Regions from separate parts of the Homo sapiens genome. Here region 2 is linked to region 1. Evidence: chromatin contacts called from ENCODE Hi-C or POLR2A ChIA-PET data. All regions are on one chromosome and are shown on one strand. Each heading gives the region's core, a stretch centred on a gene start or an enhancer-like site at or near the end of the contact. The rest is flanking DNA. Distances are from core to core; before and after follow the strand shown.

Region 1 (5,810 bases), core at 88-2,587:
TGGTATCTGGGCAGGCCCTGGAGACTCTTCAAAAAGGGCTGGGAGGTGGTGGCGATCTGTGTATTTATCTTGCTGGCAAAGAGGCGCTGCCCAGTCAACTTTGTAACTGAATCCACCAAACAGGCAGACTTTGCAACACAGCCGGCCCAGGTTTCTGCAGAAGGCGCTGGGCAGCTGGAACCTCTCCCCCCCCCTTTCTAGCCCCCCTCCCAAGAGCTCAAGAGGATTTCCCTTTCATTTCCTTCGAGGCTGGGAGGGCTGGGGACAGCGCAGTCTGTGGGGTCAAGCCCTCAGAAACCACTTCCTATGTGGCTGGGGGAGGGCGAGCAGCTGGAGGACGTATCTGGGGTCCCCGAGTGAGAACAGCAGGAGAAGCCCTCTGGGCAGTCACTGCTCTCCAGGGTGCCTTTCGGGTCGGGAACCGCAGAGGTCGGAGAAAAGATTTTAGGCCCTTCCAGAGGAGCTCCGAGCAGAATCTGCACTCTCGGTCCCAGCCCGCGGTGGCCAGGACGAGGATAAGGTTGGGCGTGAGAAGGACACTTCGAAGGGGCTCCCCGCCCAGGCCGCACCCCAGCTGTCTGAAGAAAATCCGGAGACAACCCCTCCTCAACTCCCTCCCCCAACCCCTTTGGAGCAGGGCTGCCCTGGCAGGGAGAGGGGGCGGGAGAGCTCCGCCCCGGCCTGCATTGCTCCAGCCCGGGCTCAGCCGGGAGGTGACGCGCACCCGGCACCCCGGGGACTTCGGGCGGCGAGTTTGGCAGAGTTGAACGAAGCCAAGCCAAGCCGGGCCCGGCAATGCGGAGCCGGGCCGCGCCAGGCCAGGAAGAGCGGGTCAGACAGGGAACGGCCCGCCACGGTGGGGCGGTGGGGCGGTGGGGCGGTGGGCGGGGGCGCGCGGGGGCACCCACCTCTCCGCGCTGCAGCTGGAAGAAGCTGTTGAGATAGCTGGAGTGCAGGGGCGAGCCCAGCTGCTCGGGGCGGCCCTTGCCGAAGGCCAGCTCCGGGGGTGCGGCGCCGGCGGTCGGCTCGGGCCGGAAGGCATCGAAGGCGCTAGCCTGGTGCGTGTCCTGCAGCGACAGGTAGACCCAGTTGAGCAGCTGGGCGGGCTGGTACACCGAGGCGGCGCTCGTGTCGATGGCCGACAGCAGGCTCATTTTGTGGCGGCGGTGCCGGCCCCTCCCCGGCCGCCCGCTCGCGGCCCCCCTCCGCAGCGGAGGGGCGGGCACCGGGGAGCCTGTGCCCACTGCCCGCCTCCCGAGCCCCGACGGTGATCGCCCCGCGCCCTGCGCCCCGCGCGCTGCCCGCAGCCGCTGCCGCTGCCGCCGCCTCCCCCCGACTGCGGCCCCGGCGCGCGCAGGCGGTGGAAGGAGGCAGCGAAAGTTGGGCAGGAAACTTTTGGCCCCGCCCCTCCGCCCCGCCCACTGCGTCCCGCCCCGCCCGGCGATCCGCTATCTGCCTCGCGGCTGACCCCTCCAGCGGCGGCTCCGGGGGTGGGGTCCACGATGCCCCGCCGCCCACTCCCTGCCCCGCCTGGCACTGTCCTCGCCCTGCATTGGCTGTCTCGTTGAATATGAACCGTCAGGGGTGGGGAGAGAGGGGAGTGAGGCTCATCTGCATATGCAGCACGGCGCGGGCCCGCCCATGCGAGGCCCCGCCCAAGCCCCACCTCGTCCCAGCCCGGCCAACCCAGCTCCCCGAGCTGCCGGGAGCTCAGTGCAGCCCCGGCCTAATCAATTTCGTCTCCCTCTGTCGTCAGCGCTCTTGTCTCGTTCTTTCCAAATCCTCTGCAATTGTTTTTCACTCACTTTTCCTTTCCTATTTTCCCTCCTTTCTCATACTCCTTCTTTCTCTCTCTCTTAGACTAGTACTAGTCTCCTGTGTCCGTCGTCCTTGTATGTGGCGCCCTCCGTGTGTGTGTGTGTGTGTGTGTGTGTGTGTATGTCCTTCTCTTTCTCTCACTCTTCTTGTCTCCTTTCTTCTATTTCCGTCTGGTCTGATGTTTCTCCCTGTCTCTCCCGCTCCTCTCTCAGACGCGTGTACACAGACGCACACACTTCTAACTCCCTCCTCTCGCTATCACCATCGGACCCTCCCCCTCCTACTTAATTCCTTCCATCTGCAGAATCACTTTGCGGGCCGGCTGCGCCAAGGGGGGCCCGGGTTCCTGCCCCAGGAAAGACTCCCCGCCCCCTCCCCCCCCCCTTCTCCTATTTCTGCTCTGGGCCCGCCTCGCTTCTCGACCCTCTTCCTCCACCCCGGCTCCAGCCCTAGCCCGCCCCGGTGCCTTGGCGAGTCGCCAGGACACCAGCCTGGGCCGGGGGAGCTCGGGAAAGCGGCTGTCACCCATCTCGCTGGGACAACTCAGCTAGTCCAAGACTGCCTGGAGGGAGCCCCGCCCCCGCCTCCGCCTCCGCCTGACGCCCCAGGAAGCCCCGGGGCCTTCACCGTCTCTTTCTCCGGGTGGTCTTTGCTGCGCCAGCACCGGGGACCTAGCCCAGAGGAACTCACCGCCTGGCTGGGACCGAGTCACCTCTCCCACTTTCAGTCTGGCTCTGGAGCCATTCCGCCCAGCGTTGGAGTGCCAGCTTGGCCACCGTCCAGCGGAATGACCTCTGCATGACGCCTAACCTCTGCGAGCAAGCCTGTTTTCTCCTCTGTAAAATGGGAGCAGTCATCCTCCCGCCGCCGGGGACATTTGTGTGCTTCCCAGCTTGGGTTTGGTAAGCGGAAGATATTCCATAAAGGACAGCTCTTCCCCGCCACCCACTCCACGAGTTACTCACATCACCTGCAGGGCACCTAACCACATCTATGGTCGCTCGCACCACGAAGGCCTTCAGTGATGACCAAATGCCACCCTTTTTCACCAACCAAGAGGCCCTTGGATCTCAGATCTCCATCTTGTCTATCAATTTGCAGTTATTAATACAAACGACAGCATATGTATCAATCATGTCTTCATATTTTCATTCATCAAGAACACATCTATACAGTACCCTTTATATTTTTAAACAGTATTAAACCTATTTGTTTAAAGAGTAGGTACACGGTTCTTGCAAATGGCTCACCTGTAATCCCAGCACTTTGGGAGGCCAAGGCAGACAGACTGCTTGAGCCCAGGAGTTCCAGACAAGCCCTGGAAACATGGCAAAACCTCATCTCTACAAAAAAATGCAAAAATTAGCCGGGCGTAGTGGCGCATGCCTGTGGTCCCAGTTACTCAGGAGGCTGAGGTGGAAGGATCACTTGAGCCCAGGAGGTGGAAGCTGCAGTGAGTCGAGATCATGCCACTGCACTCCAGCCTGGGCAACAGAGTGAAACTTTGTACCCCCCGCCCCCACACCAAAAGAAATAGTTGGGATTATCTCTGGAACTCTGCTGCTGTCTTTGAGCTTCCAAGGATGGAGGTAGGATTTGGAACCACTGATAAGACCTTCCCTAGATTTTATAGAGAAAACTGCTGTTCAGGGAGGGGACATAACTAGGAATCTGACACCTGCTTAGAGAAACCTCTGATCCTTCCCTGTGTCCTTCAGAGTGATTTGATGCCAAGAAGGTGTTTATCATGCCTGGTGACCACATTGATGGCCTCTGCCTCTTTCTCCCCAACATAGTTTCTACCCAGAGCCTGGAGCATAGATAGTAAATAATCAGGAAATAGTTGCTGGGTTGATGATTGAATGAATAGGTGGAGAGACGCATGGATGCCCAGATTTTGCTCCTCTTTGAAGCCTGAGCGGCTTCTTTGGTTTTGTACTTTTCTCCCTCTCCTTGCCCACAGGACAGCTGCTCAACATGTGGGCTCTGTACCCAGTAGGTGACTAATAAATATGAGCATCCTATAGGCAGTTTGCCTGGATGGCAACTGATTGACCTAAGGTCAGCCCTCAGCCAGCTGCTGGGAATGCATGCTCCAGGATCCCCTGAAACAACATGTACGGTGGGAGAGGGTAATAGGTGAGAGTGACCAGATGGGTATCAGAGGCCTAGGTACCAGGCCAGAAGACCGGGCCACGCCCAAACTCTGCACCTTCTTGCCCTATCATGTGCACACTAAGGAACTCTGCATTTAAAATGTCAGAGGTTCCAAGCCCTCACTTTACAAAGGAGGAGGTACCATGGCCCAGAGAAGGAAAAGAACCATCCCAGGGTCTCTCAGTAAACCTGATAGCTAAGCCACCTGCTCCTAACCCACTACTACCTCCCAGCTCTCTCTTCATTGATCCCAGTGTGGCAGCATTCAGGTGTGGCAGCTCTGGCCCCATATACTGTCCTCAGACTGGAAGGCAGGAGGGAGCACCCAGGTGAGGCTCACATCCCTGTCCCCTTCCCTGTCCAGTGGCTCCAGCCATCCCACAGTCTCCAGAATGGGTCAGTGGAATGAACACAAGATTTGGAGGAAAGACCTGGCCCAGTGACCTTGGGTAGGCCTGCCCTCTCTGTAAACCTCAGTTTTTCCAGGTATCAGATGGGAATGTTGATCCCATCCTTACCAACTTCTACAGTGACTGACAGGATCCAAGGAGGATGCAAAGAGGAAGGAGCTTTGCTGTTCCCTGAGTGAGTAGGCAGTCATGCGTGACGGGAGGGTGATATTGATACTTGCAGTAACAGTAATATTCAATTTATCTGGAGAAATGTGGGCAGGAGGGGACAAGTAGGAAAAAGTCTGCTCCTAAAGTTGCCCAGGTAACAGGTCTGATAAGTGTTTGGTGGAGTATCAAACCAAGAGCCTTGAGCTCAGAGAAGCAGGAGAAACCTGGGCAAGAAGAGGAAGCAGTTGGTCTTTATGAGGGAGTCAGCCTTCAAATTCAGCCCAGGAGGCAAGCAGAGATGAGCAGGGGCAGAAGATGGGGCTTCACAATCCTGTGCAAATTGATGCTTCTCATTTCTGTAAAAAACGCCCCATGGTGATTTATCAGGTGAAGGAACCCCTAACCCTCTTCAAACCACCCACACTCCATGTGTCAGGAATAAATAGCAAAGCACACACTGACAAAGCTAAGATTTGCCTCTCCTTTAGGCCAGGGCTGGGCATTGGGTTCCTTTGGACTGTGTGTTGACACAGAAGGTGTCAGTTTACAGCAGAGATGGCAAAATGGCAAATACTCTCCTTACAGGCACCACTGCCCCATCCCCCACCCAGGACAGACCTCTCTGAGTGCGGATCCCCTTCCCAGGCAAGACTTCAGGTTCCTGCTCAATACAGCACCCCACGTCACCACTAATGAGATGCTGGAATTGGCCCTGAAGACGCAAATTATTTGCCATGTTAACTTTATATCCACCTTCCCAGGCTGCTCTCTAAACCCTATGGTGACTGTGCAGAATTATTAGGTTGGTGCAAAAGTAATTGCTCTTTTTGCCATAGAACCAACCCAGTGAGCTAAAATCCAGGTTTCAAGGCACCTTTACACACACACATACACACACACACACACACACTCTCTCTCTCAAGTCACCTTTACATACACACACACACACACACACACACACAGAGTACCTCCTCCTTCCATGGATGCAGCCCTGCTGTTTACACTAACCAGATTTCAGCCCCAACTAGCCCCCAACTTCTTTGTGCAGTGCACAGATGGCAAAACCATAAGGGCAGTCTGACCACTCCAGGCCCCACCCACAGGCTCTTGAGTAGCCTTTAAGTTTATCTTGAGCAGCAAAGGGTGGGTAGGTCCTTGAATCTTAAACTCAGCCTACCGCTCCTTGCAGGTTCCAAGGTGTGGAAAGTGCCTGGGGCTTTGGAGACTGTCACTTCCTGGGCTGTGTGACACTGACAAGTTGAGTCTCCTCCCCTG
Region 2 (5,654 bases), core at 672-3,171, 700 kb after region 1:
GAGGCAAGGTTTTGCTATGTTGCCCAGGCTGGTCTCGAACTCCTGAGCTCAAGCCATCTGCCCACCTCGGCCTCCCAAGGTGCTGGGATTACAGGCATGAGCCACTGTGCCCGGCCAATACATATATTACATCAAAAATTTAAATTTTTTTTTGACAGAGTCTTGCCCTGTCACCCAGGCTGGAGCCCATGGTACAATCTTGGCTCACTGCAACCTCTGCCTCCCAGGTTCCAGTGATTCTCATGCCTCAACCTCCCGAGTAGCTGGGACTACAGGCATGCACCACCATGCCCAGCTAATTTTTTGTACTTACCATGCCCGGCTAATTTTTTGTACCTCTGGTAGAGATGGGGTTTCACCATGTTGGCCAGGCTAGTCTCAAACTCCTGACCTCAAGTGATCTCGCCTCAACCTCCCAAAGTGCTGGGATTACAGGCGTGAGCCACCATGCTGGGCCAAAAAGTTTAATTTTAAATACTTGAATTTTTTTTTTTTTTTTTTTTTTTTTTGAGGCAGAGTCTCACTCTGTCACCCAGGCTGGAGTGCAATGGTGTGATCTCGGCTCACTGCAACCTCCACCTCCCGGTTCAAGTGATTCTCTTGCCTCAGCCTCCCGAGTAGCTGAGACTACAGACGCGCACCACCATGCCCGGCTTCTTTTTGTATTTTTAGTAGAGACAGGGTTTCGCCACGTTGGCTAGGCTGATCTTGAACTCCTGACCTCCGATGATCTGCCCCCCTTGGCCTCCCAAAGTGCTGGGATTACAGGCGTGAGCCACCACGCCCGGCCTAATACTTGAATAATATTTTAATGCAATTGGTGCCCTTAGTAATTCTATATGTTTTATTTTTTGCATTTAAGGCATTATTCTGAGAAGAGGTCTGTAGGCTTCACCACACTGCCAATGGGGTCCATGGCATACACAGGGAAAAACCATTAAGAACTCAGTAAATTTCAGAATCCCAAACCTGTCATTTGGCAGAGATACCACCAGGGGGCGGAACAACAAAAGGAATGTGAGCTCCAGGCTGCAAAGTCCAAAAGGGAGAAGGTATTCTACAGGCGCTTCATCCAAATCTGTGACTAAGTGCCAAAAAAGAAGGAGCCTTAGAGAGCAAGCCCCCTAGGATATTGTCATCTGGGGAAACTGAGGCAGGTAGGGGCAGAGCCTGAGTGAGGAAAACCCAGGTCACTTAGCGCCCAGTCCTTTCCCACTGCACCGCACTGGACCGCCAGCTGCTCTCTTAGGACCTAGCTGATGAAGCGGAACGTGGAACCACTTCTGTCCTCGACTTTACCCCACTTCCCACTCTAGATGGTAGAGAAGACCGTGGATCACCTGGGGACAGAGGTGAAAGGCCTGCTGGGCCTGCTGGAGGAGCTGGCCTGGAACCTGCCCCCGGGACCCTTCAGCCCCGCTCCCGACCTTCTCGGAGGTGAGCAGTGCAGGTGGCAGAGGACAGCCTCTGGGCGGCTGTCATCTGGCGCTGGGCAGGCGAGACAGGGACGGCTGCTCCACTGCACAGGTGTAGCCTGGCTGGCAGGGAGGGCCCCAGCGCTCCCTGGGGACGGAAGCGGGACGGCATCATCCCTGCTCCCCGCCCGCCCCGCCCCACCTGCCACACCCGGTGGCTGCCGCCCAGTGTCAAATGAGGTTCTGGAAGAGCCGGCCCTAGATGCCATCTCAGCACAACCCCTGCGCGGAGAAACTGCCTCCTTCATTAGCCTTCTCACGACTGGAGCTTCTCAGCTCCTTTAATTTTCCCCTGAGCAGCCACTCCTGTTCCACCCCAAAACTCTCGCAGGGAAGACGGGCGTCCCCACTGATCAGGCAGGGTTGGGGTTGCACTCTGCTCTCTCCTTGATCCTTGTGTCCCGCGCGCAGTAGTTCCTGGGGGCCGGGGAGGGAAGGGAAGGAACTGCTGGGCACCACGGGGGCAGGTACTCTGCGGCACCCCAGCTTGCTCACTGGGGGCCTCTGCTTTCTTTCAGATGGCTTCTGAGCCCTGGAGCTGGAGCCCAGCAGTTGGAGGTGGTGCACCTGCCAGGCAGCGCCCACAGAACCAGCCCTGTCCTCTCGACTTCCTTCCTTAGCTTCATGTGAAATAAAAGCTATTCTGGTCTCCTCTGTGTCTGCTGACAGAGTAACCCGTTTAACTACAGCCTCCTCTCACTCCACTTCCATGCCTGGAGGAAGCCTGCAACCCCCTCCAGGCTCAGACCTGGGGACACCCCCACTCCTGTCATTTATAGGGGCAGATGGAGCAGGGGTTGATTCACACAGATGGGGGCCCTTTGAGTGGCCTTGCTTCTCAAAATGTGGCCATAGGTGAAAAGCAAGGGGATCAGGGTCTCAGGACCCACCCAGACTGTTTAATCCAAATCTGCATTGCAATGAGACCCCCAGGGATTTTATGTGTCCATTAAAGTGGTTTGTTGTTGTTTTTAAAAATTTTTCCTATGAAGTGAAATTCAATGTAAAATTCATCATTTTAACCATTTTAAATTGTACAAGGCTGGGGGCGGTGGCTTACACCTATAATCCTAGCCCTTTGGGAGGCCAAGGTAGGAGGATCACTTGAGCCCAGAAGTTTGAGACCAGCCTGGGCAACATGGTGAAACCCCATCCCTACAAAAAAATACAAAAATTAGCCGGGCATAGTGGCACGTGCCTGTAGTCCCAGCTACTCAGGAGGCTGAGGTGGGAGGATCACCTGAGCCCTGGAGGTCAAGGCTGTGGTGAGCCATGATCATGCCACTGCACTCCAGCCTGGGAGACAGTGAGACCTTGTCTCAAAAAAAAAAAAAAGAAAAAGAAAAAAAATTGTACAAATGCAGTGGCTTCCAGTACATTCAGAAGTTGTGCAGTCATCACCACCAGTTCCAGAACATTGTTCTCTCTCTAGAAAGAAACTGTGTATCTATTAAGCAGTCACATCCCATTCCCGCTCCCCACACCCCACTGGAAACCACTGATCTCTGTCTTCACGAACTTGCCTATTCTGGACATTTTAAATACAGTAGTCCGGCTTTATCTGTGGTTTCACCTTCCATGGTTTCAGTTACCTGCAGTCAACCACAGTCCTAAAATATTAAACTCCAGAAATAAACAATATATGAGTTTTCAATTGCACATCATTCTAAGTGGCGTGATGAAATCTCTTGCCATCCCACTTCATCCCGCCCCGGATGTGAATGCTCCCTTTGTCCAGCATGGTCCACGCCGTCTACACTTCCTGCCTGTTAGTCACTTAGCAGCCTTCTCAGTTACCAGATCAATGGCCACAGTATCACAGTGCTTGTGTTCCAGCAACACTTCTTTCTCTTAATCAAGACCCAAAGTGCAAGAGCAGTGCTGCTGGCATATGGTTGTTGTTTTTCACACAACTCTCCCTTCACAGAAGCTGGCATATTGTTCTAATTGTTCTATTTTATTCTTAGCTATCGTTGCTAATTTCTTATGGTGCCTAATTTATAAATTAAACTTCATAGGTATGCATGCATAGGAAAAAACATAGTATAATAGGATTAGATACTATTGTGGTTTCAGGCATCTGCTAGGGGTATTGAAATTTATCCCCTGAAGGTAAGGGGGTAGTACTGTAGGTAGAATCACACAATACGTAGTCTAGCTGTATCTGGCTTCTTTCTCTGAGCATAATGTTTTCAAGGGCCATCTGTATTGTAGCATGTATCGGTACTTAATTCCTTCTTACGGATGAATAATGTTTCATTGTATGAATATACCACATTTTATTCTTTTATTTTTTTAGACAGAGTCTCGCTCTGTCACCCATGCTGTAGTGCAGTGGCATGATCTCAGCTCACTGCAACCTCTGCCTCCCGGGTTCAGGCAATTCTCCTGCCTCAGCTTCCTGGGTAGCTGGAATTACAGGTGCACACCACCACGCCTGGCTAATTTTTGTATTTTCAGTAGAGACAGGGTTTCACCATGTTGGTCAGGCTGGTCTTGAACTTCTGACTTCTTGATCCACCCGCCTCAGCCTCCCAAAGTGCTGGGATTACAGGTGTGAGCCACCACACCTGGCCCACATTTTATTCATTTATTCGACAATTGAGGGACATTTGGGTTGTTTGCATTTTTTAGCTATCATGAATAATGTTGCTATGAACATCCGTATGAGTTTTTGTGTGAATATTTGTTTTTTAATTTGTTTTGGGTCTATATGTAGGAATGAAATTGCTGAGTCACATGGTAACTCTTACGTTTAACTTTTTGAAGAACCACCAAACTCTTTTGTATTGCAGCTGTACTATTTTACATTCCCACCTGCAATATTAGCTGTGGCTTATTCATAGATGCCCTCTAGCAGGTTGAGACATTTTCCTTCTAGTCTTAGTTGAGTGTTTTTTTAATCATGAAAGGATGTTGGGTTTTTTCAAATGCTTTTTCTGCATCAATTGAGATGATCATGTGATTTTCCCCTTTCATTTTATTAATTACATGCATTACATCGATTTTTTTTTTTTTTTTTTTAAGACAGAGTCTCACTCTGTTGCTCAGGCTGGAGTGCAGTGGCACGATCTCAGCTCACTGCAACCTCTGCCTCCCAGGTTTAAGCAATTCTCCTGCCTTAGCCTCCCGAGTAGCTGGGATTACAGGCACCCACCACCATACCCGGCTAATTTTTGTATTTTTAGTAGAGACAGGGTTTCGCCATGTTGGCCAGGCTGGTCTTGAACTTCTGACCTCAGGTGATCCACCCGCCTTGGCCTCCCAAAGTGCTGGGATTACAGGCATGAGTGAGCCACTGTGCTTGGCCTGATTTTCATATATTAAATGACCTTTGCAGTCCTGGGATAAATTTCACTTGGTCATGGTGTATAATGCTTTTAATATGCTGCTGGATTTAGTCTGCCAGCATGTTGTTCAGGATTTTCGTTCCTGGGCCACAATTCTAGACACACCCTGGGCTGGAAGGGAACCCACTGCCTTGAAGGAAAGGACCCAGTCTTGGCTGCATTCATTGCCTGTTAACTGAAGAGCCCTTGGTCCCTGAATAACCAGCAGAGATACCTGGGTACTATGCTGAGGGCCTTGGGTGAGACTCGGTCTTGTCGGTTTCAGGTTCAGATTCAGCCAGCACATTCCCAGCTGTGGTGGTTACAAGGCAAGATTCCTGCTAGAGAAAAGTGGAGGGAAAAGTAAAGTGGGCTTTGTCTTACACCTTAGATACCAGCTCAACCACAGGACAGTAAAGCACCAAATGGTTCTTGGGAATGCCAATTCCAGGACTTGTCTCTTAGATGGCATTTATGGACCTACCCTGGGCCAGAGGGGCGCCCACTGCCCTGGAGGGGGGGGTCCCATGCCAGGCAGCATTCACCACCAGCTGGTTGAAGACTCCCTGGGCCTTAAGAGAACATCAGCAGTAGTCTGGCAGTACTCCCTGTGGGCCTGTGGTGGCGGTGGCCATGGAGTGAGGCACCTCTGCCTTGGGAAAGCGGAAGCAAGAGAGGGAAGGACTGCATCTTGTGGATTCAGTGCCAGCTCACCTGCAGTATAACAGAACACCAGGTAGACTTCTAAGATTTTTTACCCTAGTTGCTGGCTCCCAGATGGCACCTTTGGGCCCAGCTGGGGCCTGGAGGACCTTGCTGTTCTGAAGGGAAGGACACAAGCCTGGCTGGC

What was found. A loop is a pair of places that touch in the nucleus more often than their neighbours do. ChIA-PET counts read pairs that join two places held with the same protein, here RNA polymerase II (POLR2A). Pooled maps may share reads with other maps.
Region 2: a loop to region 1 is called in a pooled map, with 5 times the contacts of the local background. The contact joins the enhancer-like site here to the promoter of ZCCHC24 in region 1. A Hi-C loop is called at or near these places in 1 of 168 maps with a recorded cell type or tissue (PC-3) and 7 of 50 pooled maps. POLR2A ChIA-PET finds 5 or more read pairs at or near these places in 2 of 52 experiments (BJ and MCF 10A).

Annotation. Positions count from the first base shown.
Region 1 is chr10:79,444,287-79,450,096 of GRCh38, forward strand. ZCCHC24 (zinc finger CCHC-type containing 24) reads right to left here and starts at 1,338. Exons shown (of 4, transcript NM_153367.4): 1 at 909-1,338. The coding sequence starts at 1,154. LOC105378383 (a long non-coding RNA gene) reads left to right here and starts at 1,955. Exons shown (of 4, transcript XR_946104.4): 1 at 1,955-4,560. RefSeq lists silencers at 1,191-1,250, 1,261-1,770.
Region 2 is chr10:80,142,907-80,148,560 of GRCh38, forward strand. PLAC9 (placenta associated 9) reads left to right here. Exons shown (of 4, transcript NM_001012973.3): 3 at 1,317-1,437; 4 at 1,994-2,453. The coding sequence ends at 2,004. Among named protein-coding and RNA genes, the nearest start is that of PLAC9, 13 kb to the left of the region's middle. Within about 2 kb of position 1,922, at least 12 of the 41 ENCODE cell types and tissues checked have a DNase peak (open chromatin) inside an H3K27ac peak, as active enhancers do; they include PC-3, where a contact is called at or near this core.